2 separate regions of the Homo sapiens genome follow, and region 2 is linked to region 1. The links are chromatin contacts, found by Hi-C or POLR2A ChIA-PET in ENCODE. All regions are on one chromosome and are shown on one strand. Each heading gives the region's core, a stretch centred on a gene start or an enhancer-like site at or near the end of the contact. The rest is flanking DNA. Distances are from core to core; before and after follow the strand shown.

What was found. A loop is a pair of places that touch in the nucleus more often than their neighbours do. ChIA-PET counts read pairs that join two places held with the same protein, here RNA polymerase II (POLR2A). Pooled maps may share reads with other maps.
Region 2: a map with no recorded cell type shows a loop between it and region 1 (3-fold over the local background). The contact joins two enhancer-like sites. A Hi-C loop is called at or near these places in 9 of 168 maps with a recorded cell type or tissue (PC-3, PC-9, ascending aorta and 5 more), 1 of 37 single-sample maps with no recorded cell type and 8 of 50 pooled maps. POLR2A ChIA-PET finds 5 or more read pairs at or near these places in 4 of 52 experiments (HEK293, RWPE1, activated CD4-positive, alpha-beta T cell and 1 more).

What each region holds. Positions count from the first base shown.
Region 1 is chr20:51,438,250-51,445,634 of GRCh38, forward strand. All of the region lies in intron 6 of NFATC2 (nuclear factor of activated T cells 2), which reads right to left. Among named protein-coding and RNA genes, the nearest start is that of MIR3194, 11 kb to the right of the region's middle. Within about 2 kb of position 2,527, at least 2 of the 41 ENCODE cell types and tissues checked have a DNase peak (open chromatin) inside an H3K27ac peak, as active enhancers do.
Region 2 is chr20:51,523,448-51,530,832 of GRCh38, forward strand. It overlaps NFATC2 (nuclear factor of activated T cells 2), which reads right to left. Exons shown (of 11, transcript NM_012340.5): 2 at 1-663. Among named protein-coding and RNA genes, the nearest start is that of NFATC2, 16 kb to the right of the region's middle. Within about 2 kb of position 2,529, at least 7 of the 41 ENCODE cell types and tissues checked have a DNase peak (open chromatin) inside an H3K27ac peak, as active enhancers do.

The DNA of each region.
Region 1 (7,385 bases), core at 1,277-3,776:
AAAGTGGGTCCTCATCCACACCTGCAAAGTGAGCTTGAAGCCTGAAGACTGAGTAAGAAATGAACAGCGGAAATGGCAACATGTTGATGTTTGGTTTGTCACCCTCCCCCATAGCCTCTCCTTGCCTGAATTGAATTCTTGAATTCTGCTACCAACAGCATCATTTCTTTTTCCACTTATATGAGCTTGCTTTGAAAAAAAAAAAAAAAAGATCATTTTCAGAAGTTCATAATGGGGAAGAAAGGGAGAAAATAGTAGCTGGAAATGTGGTCAGGAAGTATTAAGTAGGATCCATAAAGCTTCCATTCCCAGCTGTCTTCCAGGCTCACACCAATAAGTGGCAGATGAAACAGAAAATACAAAATGGCGGTCCAACAAAAAGGGCATCACCAAGAGGAGAGTTCTCATGGACTGTCCTCTCCGGGTCAAGGGACGCAACACGAAGAAGGAGACCTTTTCCCACCTCTGGTGGGTGTGCATGGCAGACAAAACTCTACCCACTGACAGCCATAGAATTCCAGCACACAGGTTCTTGAGAGTACCCTTAGAAACTAGCCAGCCCTGCACTGGCAGACAAGGCAACTGAGGCCCAGAGAAGCAAGGCGGCTGTGCAAAGACCCACAGTAGTTATTAAATCACAGCCTTTAAGCAACAACTGACATAATCTAATAACAAAGGAGATGGCTTCAAAGACAGGTCAAGGTTGTTACACGAGAGAAACTTACCAGATCATTGTGAGGCTAGAAGGTTCCTGGGAGGCTGGAGAAAGATCTCATGTGGGTGGGACCCTTGTAGGGTCACTCACCACAAAGATTCATGCAGATGCAGATTTCAAGCCCTTCCCTGCTTTGCTGTGCCCTCAAGATACCGTGGAAGCTTCACTGTGGCCCTCAAGGCCCTGCACAACCTGGCTCCTACCCTCATTCCTGCCTCTCCAGGCACTATTCTTACCCCTGAGTCTTATGAGCGCTCACTACATGCCTGGCATCACTCTAAGCACCTCGTATACATGGGCTTGTCTCATCTGTACAGCACCCATAGGAGGCAGGTCTCCTCACCCCATCCTACAGGGGAGGACACCAGGCACAGAGAGGCAAGAGCACAGGCCAAGGTCACACAGCCAGACCCTGTGGGGAAGCCGGATTGGAACCCAGGCAGCCTGGCCTCAGAGTCAGCACTCCTTATGCAGTTTCAGATCCCTGTGCCTTGCAGCTCCTCCATCTAGTTCCTCTCCTCTGAGTTCCAGCCACAGCAACCAGCCCTTCCTCGGGACGCCCCAAAGTGAGGCGGTGAGCCGCCACATCCCACAGCCTCCCCAGAGCCTGGTAAGTGTGGGTCACAGGGAAAGACGCCCATGGGGGGCAGGGGGAAAGTCCTGCCCTCTCCAGTGTTCTCTGCCAGGCCTTCCACAACACGCTGACTGGAACCCTGAGCCTTCCTGGCCATGTCCTGCGGCCACAACCAACTTCTGTCACCCCAGTGCTCTGCCATTTTACTCCCACGTACCCCAAATTTCGGAGCAGACACACCCAGCTTCAAATCCTTGACTACCCCCAATGATTTGTGAGACCTTAGATATGGCACGATCTCTCTCCCTGCCTCTTATCCAACATATGGAGATAATCATAGTACCCACACCTTATGGGGTCGTTCTGAAGATTAAATATGGTAACAGACCTGAGCAGGGTATTATATAAATGTTCAGGGCCGGGCAAAGTGGCTCACGCCTGTGATCCCAGCACTTTGGGAGGCCAAGGCGGGCGGATCACCTGAGGTCAAGAGTTTGGGACTAGCCAGGCCAACATGGTAAAACCCCGTCTCTACTAAAAATACAAAAAATTAGTCAGCATGGTGGCATGCACCTGTAATCCCAGCTACTTGGGGAGCTGAGGCAGGAGGATCTCTTGAACCCAGAGATGGAGGTTGCAGTGAGCTGAGAGCATGCCATTGCACTCCAGCCTGGGCAACAAGAGCAAAACTCCATCTCAAAAAAAAAAAAAAAAAAAAAATGTTCAACAGAAGATACCTGTTACGATTATGGCTAGTGGCAACAGATTATTTCAACACTGTCTTCTTTATCATTTGTTGCATATATTCCACAATGTGTCAATACTGAGAAAAACACAAGCATTTTAAAATCAGAAAATAATAAACATTTTCCAAGTGCATTTTATGATTGCAATACTTCTGCCTACAGGTTTGGGCTGGAGGGAATTTATGAAGCGACGAAGTCTGTTATGGGAGACTGCAGCATGGTGCCTGATTTTCCTTTGCTTTCCAAAGTGGGTCTTTTCACCATTAACTTTAAAAACACACACAGAGAAAAAGACCTCAGAGGAATAAGAAATCAAAACTTAAACTATGAGCCAAGGGTCCATCTTCTTTCTTTTGCACCCTTTTGGTACCAGAAGCTCCAAGGGCAGCCAAGGAATCTGGCCTGACCTGTACTTTCTCATGGAAGGTCTGCACTCGGTTCTGGACAAACAAGTCCCCAACAGGAAGTGAAAGCCCACATCCGTTGTCTTTCTTGATTTTATGCAGCACGTGCAAGACACACTCCAGGAGGCTGGTCTCTAAGGGAAGTGTGCGGTTTGCAAGGTACCTTGGGGTCATTTTCCCAGGCTCCTCCTCCCCACTCCACCCCGCATCCACGGGTGCACAAGTCCTGGGCTTTCGCCTGGAGAACCCAATAATCCCAACCTCTGAATTGCACTCCCATGGGGCAGTAGAATTCAAAACAAATGCTGATGGGGCCAGGTGTTGTGGTTCACACCTGTAATCCCAGCACTTTGGGAGGCCGAGGCGAGTGGATCACTTGAGGTCAGGAGTTCAAGACCAGCCTGGCCAACGTGGCGAAACCCGATCTCTACTACAAATACAAAAATTAGCGAGGCATGGTGGCGGGCACTTGCAATCCCAGCTACTCGGGAGGCTGAGGCAGGAGAATCACTTGAACCTGGGAGGTGGAGGTTGCAGTGAGCCGAGATCGCACCACTGCACTCCAGCCTGGGTGACAGAGCAAGACTTCATCTCAAAAATAAAAAATAAATGCTGATGGAGTTTTCTCAGCCTGATGTCACTCTGCCCAGGTTCAAGTTCTGTCCCCAAAGTTTACTCACTGTGTGGCCTTCGAGTGGCAGCTCTCTGTGCCTCAGTTTCCTCATAAGCAAAAATGATAAAGTTTGGCCAGGTTCGGTGGCTCATGACTGTAATCCCAGCACTTTGGGAGGCCAAGGTAGGTGGACCACCTGAGGTCAGGAGTTCGAGACCCACCTGACCAACATGGTGAAACCCTGTCTCTACTAAAAATACAAAAAATTAGCTGGGCGTGGTAGTGGGCGCCTGTAATCCTAGCTACTTGGGAGGCTGAGGCAGGAGAATCGCTTGAACCGGGGAGGCGGAGGTTGCAGTGAGCCGAGATCACACCATTGCACTCCAGCCTGGACAACAAGAGCAAAACTCCATCTCAAAAAAAAAAAAAAAAAGATAAAGTTAATATTACTGAACTTAAGAAGATGTGGCGAGAATTAAAATAGACAGTGTATGTGAAATGCTTAGTAAAATTCCCAGCGCATAGTTAATGCTGCTGTCATTACTATGATTTTAGAATTTGGAGTCTTGCATTGTTCTGATTCCAGTAAAAAAGAATTGAAGGGCCATCCTGACCCAAGTGCTTTGGTGGGTATTGAAGTTTTTTGCTTCATTTCATTGCATTGAATTCCTCATTGCAAATAAATAAAATGGTCATAAAAAGTATTTATTGGTAGGGGACTGGTTGAATTAATTATGGGCCACCTGTAATTAGTATGGAAAATCAGTAGAAGAGCACTGGGCAGCCCTTAGGTAGATTTGTGTTTTCTAACCTGAAAACATGACCCTGTTATATTAAAAAGCAGATTTTGCTGGGCACGGTGGCTCACGCCTGTAATCCCAGCACTTTGGGAAGCCGAGGTGGGTGGATCACTTGAGGTCAGGAGTTTGAGACCAGCCTGGTCAACATGCTGAAATCCCGTCTCTACTAAAAATACAAAAATTAGCTGGGTGTGGTGGCACGTGCCTGTAATTCCAGCTACTCAGGAGGCTGAGGCATGAGAATCACTTGAATCCGGGAGGTAGAGGTTGCAGTAAGCTGAGATCGCACCACTGCAGTCCAGCCTGGGCGACAAAGTGAGCCTCTGCCTCAAAAAAATAAAGTAAAATAAAATAAAATAAAAAGCAGATTTTAAAAAAATGCTGCAGACCAGTATGTACCGCATGATGCCGCTTTGTAAGTCTATTCTTAAGTCTGCTTAAACTTAGAAAGCCTGTGCCCCAAGCTACTCATATGGTTGTACCTCCAGGGCTGGGCCTGAATGCGTGAGGTGAGACCTTCATGCCTTTCTTCACTGATTCAAGAAACATGTAACATCACAGTGACTTTAATTTGTTTATATTTTTATTATTTTTAAATAAAGTTTGTTTTTTTTTTTTTTCTTAAGAAAAAGGCACATTGCAACTGCCTGTTGACTTTCCTGTCTCTTGGGAGCCCTCCGGGGCCACAGCCTGAGAGGGAGGCTGGGCATGGACCATCAGCTCTGACTCAGCTCCGGCACAGCTGTACCCCAGGCCGAGAGATGGACCATGTATGCCTTCCAGCCCTCCGGGGCCCCCAAACAGGGAGGCAGGGCCGAACATTCCACCCAGGCTCAAGAGAGACATGGACTCAGGGTTGCTTATGTCTACTGAGGTGGGGACCCAGCCTCTCTACCCAGCTTTCCTCCCCTGATTCCATTAGACACACTGGCCTTCTCTCTCCCTCCAACAGCCACACCTGCCTATCTCCAGGCCTTGGAACTTGCTGTTGCCACCTCTCAAGATGCTTTTCTTCAGCTCTTCTGTGACCATCCCCTTCCCATCCTTCAGGTGCAGCTCAGGGAGACCCCCCCTTCATCCTACACCATCCCCTTATAACTTTCTACTCCTCCCTTCCAGCCTGAAATCATTTTAGCTACCTATTGGTTTGCTATCTCCACCCAGCCTCAGGCTGTGAGTTACCCCAGAGCAGGGCTATAGCTATCTCATTCTCTGCTTTATCCTTAGCTCTACAGCATCTGGCACATAACAGTTGCTCAATTAATACTGGCTGAATAAACAAACAAATTGACCTCAGGATCCTCCAGTGTGCACCCTACAGCCAGGGTCCAGGAAACATCTGACCACTGACCTCTCCAGCCGCAGGACCCTGCAAGGAGGAATCACCAAGCCCTTATTACGGGATCCTTTGTGGGAATCAGCTGATGAGGAAGGAGCTGGGAATATGGGTGCAGACAAGGAATCAAACACAATCAGAGCAACACAGCCCAGACAGCATTCCCAGTGCCATTGACCAGAAGTTCCGTATAATCCACCTCCCAACCCACACCTTGGGTCTGGGACTCTGGGCAGACCTACCCCCGTGGAACAGGACTGAGAAGACCAAGTATGCTTCTACCGCTCTGGGCTGAGATGAAATAAAGGACTTCGGTCTCTTGAGCAGATGTTCAGGCAAAATTACCCCATCCAAAATTAACAAGGACTGGCAGCCGGTGTGAAAACAGCCCTTCCAAGTCTTAGTCAGAGGGGAAGAGAAAGGAGCCAACCACTTTGGGCAAAAGGGTTAGGTCTAGAGAAGACTTAGCACAACTCTGCAAGTTAAAAAAAAAAACAAAAAAAATAGGGTGGGGGGATGGCTAAAGTAACATCATAGCCTTTGTTTTGTGTTTGTTTGTTTTTGAAACAGGGTCTCACTTCATTGCCCAGGCAGGAGTCCATGGCGCGATCTCAGCTCACTGCAACCTCCACTTCCCAGGTTCAAGAGATTCTCCTGCCTCAGCCTCCCAAGTAGCTGGGATTACAGGCACATGCCACCACGGCCGGCTAATTTTTGCATTTCAAGTAGAGATGGAGTTTCACCATGTTGGCCAGGCTGGTCTTGAACTCCTGACCTCAGGTGATCCGCCCGCCTTGGCCTCCCAAAGTGCTGGGATTACAGGCATGAGCCACCACGCCCACCTGACATTATAGCCTCTGCTTTATCTTCACTGCAGAGTCAACTCCAGAAGAAAACCCCTACTAGATGCAAGAAGAATGGGCATCGCTAACCAGCCCGTTTGCTGATGTATGGCCCCTATACTTTCGTTGGTTTCCTGGTTTCTCTTTGCAGGCAATTATTTAACCCTGTGATGGAACAAAGCAGCCAGGAAGCAGTAGGGTTGGCCGTGGGTTGGGGCTGGAGTCTTAGCAGTCAGCCTGGAGGAGCTGCGGGCTCATGTCAGCACTCTGGGAGAAATGAGCAAGCTTTTGGGAGGAGGAAGGCAAATCCATCCTCACCCGGGCTGTGAGCATGCCACTGGGCTCGAGGCGAATGGGGAGGAAATCAAAGTGTCAGCTCGTGTTAGGAAACCGCACATGATGCTTCCCAGTCCTGGCCGTGCTTTTAAAAATTAGCCAAATAAAAATGGTTGAAGTCATTTCAGTCTGCTCTTTATGACTGCTAACTAGCAGAAAAACGTGTCCTCCCTGGAAGCATGGGCTTAATGAGCCCAGCAGACAGGGGTGGGGTGGGGGAGATTCAGGAATGGCCCCCCCAGCTTAGGATTTCAGCCGCCCGACAGGGTAACACTGCTCAAATGGATTTACTGAGATCTAGAAAGGAAGTCCCTTGATTCCCGAGTCTCCTGCCCCACTACTTCCTTGGTGGGCTTGCCCCAACCATCCCCCACCGGGACAACTGGTCCAGCTGCTCACTCACCTCCCAGTTTCTCCGAGTGCTGCCCCCCACCAAGTCCACTGTTCATACAGGTGGCCAGAGCACTCAAACATCAACCAGACCATGCCACTCCCCTGCTCAAAAACCTCCAACAACTACCTGTTGCTTTGGGAATTCAATCCAAACTCCTTGCCATGACTGCAGGGCCCAGCTGGGCCTGCCCCCCGCAGCACCTCTCCAGGCTGGGCTCTCACTCTCACGACGCACCAGCCGCCCGGGCCTGCTTCCCATTCCTCAAATGCCCTAAGCTCATCTCCACGCTGGGGCCTTGGCACTGGGCAGCTCCTTTTGCCTGGGACACTCTCCCAGCAGTCCTTGTGGCTCTCTCTTTCCCACCTTCAGGGGTCTGCTGAAAGCCATCTCCTCCAGCAAGAGCTCCCTGACTCCTCTATCCAGAGTTACCAGATTTAACCAATAAAAATACAGGATGTTCAGTTAAACTTGGACTGCAGAAAACAACGAATACCTTTTTACTGCAAGTATGTCCCAAACTCCTTGCCATTGTATAGAACATACTTTTACTAAAGAAATTCACTGTTTGGGATTCAAATTTGACTGCGCATCCTATATTTTCCCCCCTAACTCCACACGCTTTTCT
Region 2 (7,385 bases), core at 1,279-3,778, 85 kb after region 1:
GCGGCAGGGCAACCAAGGCCTCGGCGCACGAATGCCTCCGCTTGGCACCAGGCGATGAGGAGCGGGAGGCCGGACGGGGCACGGGCGAGTGGCGGCCCAGGCAGCTGTCCTCGGCGAGGCTGGTTCGAGGTGACATTATTGGCGAGGTTCTGGGGGAATAATGAGCAGGGATGTTTTGAAACTGCGGACACAGGTCGTCGGGCCCGCCGTTATTGGGCGAGACGCAGGGCGAGGTGTAGGGGGAGAAGGTGTCAGAAATGAAGCTGGCAGAGGAGCCGCTGCTAGCGGGGCTCAAGCAAAGCGGCTCGCGGTAGCCCTCGAAGCCGGGCACGGGCAGGGTGAACCTCGGGCTGGCGGCCACCCCGGCCAGGGGCGGCTGCTCCACCAGGAGGCCCGCGTCTCTCATGCGGAGGGGCCCCACTGCCTGGATCAGTTCGTGGGACGGAGTGATCTCGATCCGAGGGCTCAGGCCCGAGGCCCCTGCTGGCTTGGCCGCGCTCAGAAACTTCTGCGGCCCTACCCTATCCGGCTCTCCGAATCGGCCGGGGGGCTCGCCAGAGAGACTAGCAAGGGGGCTGTATGGCTTGAGGCCATAGTCCAGGACATCATCGGGGTATGCGGGTCCGGAGGGTGGGCTGGCGACCTTATGTGCATTCGGCTCTTCTGGAAAGAGAAGGGGGAAGGGGGTTCTTTTTAAGCCTCAAAAACAGAACTCCCGGTGCAGAGCAATCACAGGCTGGATTTCGTCTCACGTCGTTTATTTTTTTCAAATTCCCACCATGCCAAACCCCAAGCTAGAAGCTCCGTCCCTCACCAGAAGAAAACTGAGGCCACTTTGTCCCAGGTCCCTGGAGAAGACAGGTCGAAGCAGAATGAGTTCTGGAAGACCCCTGGGCTAAGGGCCTCGAAACTTGGCTTTAAATGAAACCCTTCGGAGAAGTGCACTTTATCTCACAACCCCATTCACGCCACCATATACACCCACAACTGAAACAAAAGCCTCTCGAGTCAATACTTACCCCTGCTACATGACACCCTCAGACCCTCCCTCCTGCCTGAGTGATTTTGCTTCAACGCTGGTCACGACCCATTAGACGGATCCCCTAACCCGTCTGCGCGGTAGGTCATGACCCCTAGTTTGAAAAGCACCTATCTAGGGCCTATGGCAGCACTCTACACACATGACGTGGACGCAGGACACAGAGGGAGGCTGCGCAGACTCTGCAGCCCACAGTGCCCTGGGCTTCAATCCCAGATTTCACACCAAGTACAAGAAGTGGCTTCATTCAGATCCAGGGCTCCTGACTCATGTCTCATCTGTGTCATTTTACAAATGAGGAAACTGAGGCCCAGAGCGGGGAAAAGGCCCACCGAAAGATACGGAATTAGCAGGCTTAAAAATACCACAGGCAAGCCACTTGCCCCCCAACAGGCAGGGTCACTGCTACAGAGGTTACCTGACACCCAAACTATTAGACCCAATGGATGCAGGCCGGGCGTGGTGGCTCACACCTGGAATCCCGGCACTTCGGGAGGCTGAGGCGGGCAGATCACTTGCGGTCAGGAGTTTGAGACCAGCCCGGCCAACATGGTGAAACCCCATCTCTACTAAAAATACAAAAATTAGCCAGGCGTGGTGGCACAGGCCTGTAATCCCAGCTACTCAGGAGGCTGAGGCACAAGAATCGCTTAAAACCAGGAGGCGGAGGTTTCAATGAGCCAAGACTGTGCCACTGCATGCCGGCCTGGGTGATAGAGTGAGACTCTGTCTCAAAAATAAAATAAAATACACTAAAATAAAGATAAAACCAATGACTGCAAAATGACCTAACTTCCTCTTTTAGCGGCTGCCTAGCCCGGGCTCCTGCTGCCACCTCGAAAGGCCCTACCGCTGCAGAATGCTGTTCAAGTAGAATGTTCTATGTCAGCCACCCAAGGACACTGCCACCCATCACCTCACACTGTCATTTAATTCTCAGCCTGACCCTCTTCTAGCAGACACCCTGCCTCACTGCATCCTGTACAGGTCCAGGCACGTGGGGCTGCTTGGGAAATTCCCACGGAGTTAGTGCCACCCACCCACCCCTCACAGCAACTCCACCTCCAAGGCCCCCCACCTCATCAGAGGCTCCTCCAACCTCCCCGCCAGCTCATGGGGCGGCCTGGACTCCTTACTCTGATGCCTCACATCTGATCCATCATCAGCCCTGACTGCTCCACTGTCAGAACAGAAACTAGATTCCCAGGTCTCCCCATTCCATCGCATCCACCCTGGTCCAAGCCGCCGTCCTCTCCCATGGGGACTACTGCAGTCATCTCCTCCCTGGCCTCCCCACTTCCTCTGTGGCTCTGTCAGTCTGTTTGTCACGCAGCAGCCTTTAAAATGTCCATTCTCAAAACCTACTATAAAGGCTTCTGGACACTTTAGATGGAACCTAAAGTCACTAACGCAGCATGTGCCCCGGCCTGCCACCCACCCCCACCACTCCCCACTTCTCCCCAAGCTGAGTCAGCAACAACCCCTCCAACCTCTTCGCCGTACTTAAGCAGCTCCTGCCTCAGACGCCTTGGGTTCCCTCTGCCTGGAAACCCTCCCCGCGAGATCCTCCCACTTCCCCTGGTTCCTTCCTGCATCTGCTCAGCCCGCACCTCCTGAGATCGACCCATCAAAAAGATCCCCTCCTTCCCTTTTCCCTGCCATCTTTTCTCCACTGACGCCTGCTAACAGCTCCCGTCGCACCAGGTATCTGTTTAGGGAATCTCATTCTGCCAAACCAGGTGCAGGCAAACCACAGCCCATGGGCCAAATGCGGCCCATGGGTTGTGTTTGTAAATAGTTTTATGACAACACAGCCAGCCTATTTATTGACACAGGGTGAACAAAGCAAGCTACAGCTTGCTCCTATACTACAACAGCAGAGTTGGTAGTCTGGGAACCGAATGGCCCCCAAAGCCTGAAATATTTACTCCTTGGCCCTTTAGAGAATTTTACAACCCCACACTCGACCCAGAGCTCCGTCAGTGTTGGGCCCGTGTCACTGTGGCCCAGCATTGTCTGCCAAGCACCTACCACAGGGCCTGGCACTTGCAAGCCCCCATAAACATTTGCCGAGTGGCTGAGAGAATAAGTAAATATAAGAACCATGTCCGGGGCCTGCCAGCCAGAAACAAGCCCTCTTCCTGCTTTGGGGGACCCCAGGTGGCCACCCCAGTGAGCCTCAGCCTCCTTGTTCCCTTTCTGGGCTATCCTAGAGGAAATACTGTCCAGTTTAGCCAAGCTGATCTCTTAGGGTCCATATGGTACCCCTACTTCCAAAATGGCTCCCCACAGCTCTTAGGTAAAAATAAATGACCCCCGCCAGGCAGCCTGGCTGGGCCCTGCCTGTGCATCTACCCTCGCCTGCATTCACTCTCTCCCCTCCCTCTCTCTGAACTCCAGCCAAAGGGGAGTGTGGTGATTTTTGTTTTGTTTTTGAGGTCTTACTCAGCTGCCCAGGTTGAAGTGCTGTGGCGCAATAATAGCTCACTGCAGCCTCCACCTCCCAGGCTCAAGCAATCCTCCCACCTCAGCCTCCCAAGTAGCTGGGACTACCAGTGCACACCACCGGGCTCAGCTAATTTTTTTTTATTTTTAGTAGACAGGAGGTCTCACTATGTTGCCCAGGCTAGTCTCCAACTCCTGAGCTCAAGTGATCCTCCCACCTCAGCCTCCCAAAGTGTTGTGATTACAGACGAGAACAACCGTGTCTGGCAAAGGGGAGTTTTTAAAAGCATCAAGCTCCTTCCTGCCCCGGGACCTTGGTACTTGCTGCTCCCCCTGCCTCAACAGCTCCTCCCCTACCCACTGCCAGGCCCCCTTCTCCACAGGACTAAAGCCCATTCATGCCCATGAGCTGGGCTTAAGTACTGCATGCTTCTAGAAGGACCCCTGACCACTTGACTAGCTCAGGCCCCACTCACAGGCCCCTGCTGTGTTCTGTGCACATCTCACCATAACGACTGAGGAACTGTGGAGTGCTCCGTTTCCCTCGACCTCCAGTCTGCCCTTCCCTCGACCTCGAGATCCACCCCCACCAATCAGCAAATGCCATGAGGACTCTTGCTCCGCCATGCCCCTAAGCACTTGGAATGGTCCTGCCACTAAACAGGCCCTCAGAAAGGATGTGTTGGCTGAATGAATGAGGCAAGTTCAGAAAAGTCTACCTGGAATAAACTATTACTCAAAGATGCTAATATCCAAACCAAAAGATAGAAGGCTATAACTCTAGAGAGGGTCATTTTGTAATATCCATGAAAATTCCAAACACACGTGCCCCCGGAACCACATGTGCCCTCGGAACCAAGCAATGCTACTTTTAGAAATTCATCCTGGGCCAGTCATGGTGGCTCACACCTGGAATCCCAACCGTTTGGGAGACAGAGGTAGGAAGATTGCTTGAGGTCAGGAGTTTAAGACCAGCCTGGGCAACGTAGAGACCCCATCTCTAAAACAAAAATTTTTTTTTCATTAGCTGGGCATGGTGGCACCTACCTGTAGTCCCAGCCACTGGAGAAGCTGAGGTGGGAGGATCAAGGCTGTAGTGAGCCATGATCGTACCACCACCTCCCAGCTTGGGTGACAGGATGAGAACCTGTCCCAAAAAAAAAAAAAAAAAAAAATTCTTCCTGCAGATATACTCTCACCTGTGCAAAATGACCTGTGTATGCTTAAGATTCATTACTACAACCCTGACTGTAATCCCAAAAGACTGGAAGCAACCCAAAGCCCATCTATTGGGGATGAATTAATTCTGGCTCATTCATATGATGGGATACAGTATAGCTACAAAAAGGCCTGAAGAAGTTCTTTATGCATTGACATGGAATGACCACTGAGATTTAGTATTAGAGAAAAGCAAGCTGTATAGTGTGCACAGCATAAAAAGTGAGAGGATGTACACAAACACAGAGAGATGTACACACAATGTACACAGACAGATGTACACACAGATGTATACAGATTACACCTGCACATATATACACAGATGTACAGATGTACACGCACAGACAGATGTACACACACATATGTACACACACAGACAGATGTACACGCACAGCTGAAGGATGCACAGGCTTTCTCTGGAAGTCACAAGTAATAGTGACATCCTCCAGGGAGGGGAACTAAGGAATGGGAGGACAGTGGCATGGCAGAAAGGAGACTTCCTTTGATTTGTGTAATTGTGTAAGAAAATAAATGTAACTCCCAAAAGAAACATTTTTAATTTTATTTCATAGGTGGTAGGTGACATAGCATGATATACAGTAATGAAACCCTGTTTTACGAAGCAGGAAATGAAGAGTGCAGTCCTGCTCCGCCACTAAGTAGCAGCGTGACTTTGGAAAAGTCCCCCACCCACTGGAGGCCTCAACACCTTCTCATTTATAACTGAACAGCATTAAACTGAATCAGTTTCCTTGGTGGCTTCTGGCTCTGAAATCCTTTGATTTTTCTAGCTAGCATCTGTAAGGCCTGGAGTTCTTGTGAGGCTGTAGTTTAATGTAAATGTGTATTTGAATTCGCACATACACACACACACGCCTTCCTAGAAGGTAACAGAGCACAGAGTTTTAATCTAGGAAAAGAGGAATGTCAAACCCATGGCCGACAACATTCTGAGAATTCACTGCCCTTCGAACCAGAAAAACAAAACACAAAAAGTTTCTTAGCAAAAATTCCGGCCGTATCAGAAGAACTGCACTGTATCTTATCAGAAACACACCCTTGGGGCTGATGTGCACAGTCCACAGAAACGCAGTCCTGAAAACACACATCACTCACACTCCCTAGGAGCTCTGAAAAACAGAAAGCTCCAGTGTGCTGAGCAAAAGTATTTAAAGCATTTACATTGGTTTTCATTAATCCAAGCGGCAGTTTTTTTTTTTTCCTCTTGACAAGACTTTAAATGTTTACCAGCAAGCAGGGAATATGAAGATAATTAATAATCATTTAATTCTCAGTCCCCTGGGTATTTGACAGTAAATTTCACAAATAGCACATCATTAAAATATTTCTCTAAGTCAGTGGCTGAGATTCGTCACTATTTCTCCTTAAACAACTGCCACGCTCACAGGCGGCTTTCTTACAGTCATCACGATGCCCGCACGGCACTGGGTGAAGTTAGTTTCATCTCAGAACCACCAAATGTTCTCAGGAGGATTTCCAAAAAGCTTGCTTTTTTTTTAACCACTTGCACGATCTTTGCTCTATCCATGTGCCACCAAAAAGTATTTACTTAATACTTCTAGTATTTAAATTCACTCACTTATTTTTTTTTTATTTTAAAAGGAAACTTTACACCACTACTGCAGATGGAAAATCAATGTCACCTCCATAAATAGAAGGTAGGGTAAAAATACAATAAAAATAAAACTTACTAAATTCAAGCAAGACACAGTGGCTGGGCAAAGGCTCTGAGTCTGAGGCTTTATACAGCCCCGCCCCCGCCAATGCTTCTGCGGTATAACTCATATACACAGATGTCAGTGTTTTGAGTATAGAGTTTGACGAGTTTTGCCAAATGTCATACATTCTTGCTACCACCAACATAATCAAAATATGGAACATTTCCAAGACCCCAGAAAGTCAAGACCTAGGAACAGGGAAAGGGAGGAGCCAGTGTTAGAAAGAAAGGTGTCAATGGTACAGCAGTACCTCACTGAAGCGCTACTCCTTTTTTGTTTGTTTGTTTTTTGTTTTTTGAGACAGAGTCTTGCTCTGTTGCCAGGCTGGAGTACAGTGGTGCGATCTCGACTCACTGCAACCTCCGCCTCCCGGGTTCAAGCGATTCTCCTGCCTCAGCCTCCTGAGTAGCTGGGATTACAGGTGACCACTACCATGCCCGGCTAATTTTTTTGTGTTTTCAGTAGAGACAGGGTTTCACCATGTTGGTCAGGCTAGTCTCGAACTCCTGACCTCAAGTGATCTGCCCACCTCGGCCTGCCAAAGTGCTGGGATTACAGGCATTAGCCACCATGCCTGGCCTGAAACTCCACTCCTTCTGACTAGTTCAAAGAGAAAATAGCGCTGAAAAATAGTTCTTAGCACATACAACGTCCTCACTGGTGGACCACCTAAAATCCATTTCACCTACCATGGGAGGTACCTGGCCTGCATACGAAGCATCAGTACCAAAGGGAGGAAGAAGATAGAAGCAGGGATGGGGGATTCAGAGGTTGCTGCTCAAGGGCCTCTGTACCTCCATGTCACGCACATGCTGTTCCCCTTACCCAGAACTCCCTTCCATACCTCCCGACCTTACATCTCCTAACAAGCCACTATTTATCCATCATGACTTGACCTGAGCCACCCCCTCCTGGAGGCCCTCCCTGTTTCCCCAGGCTGGATC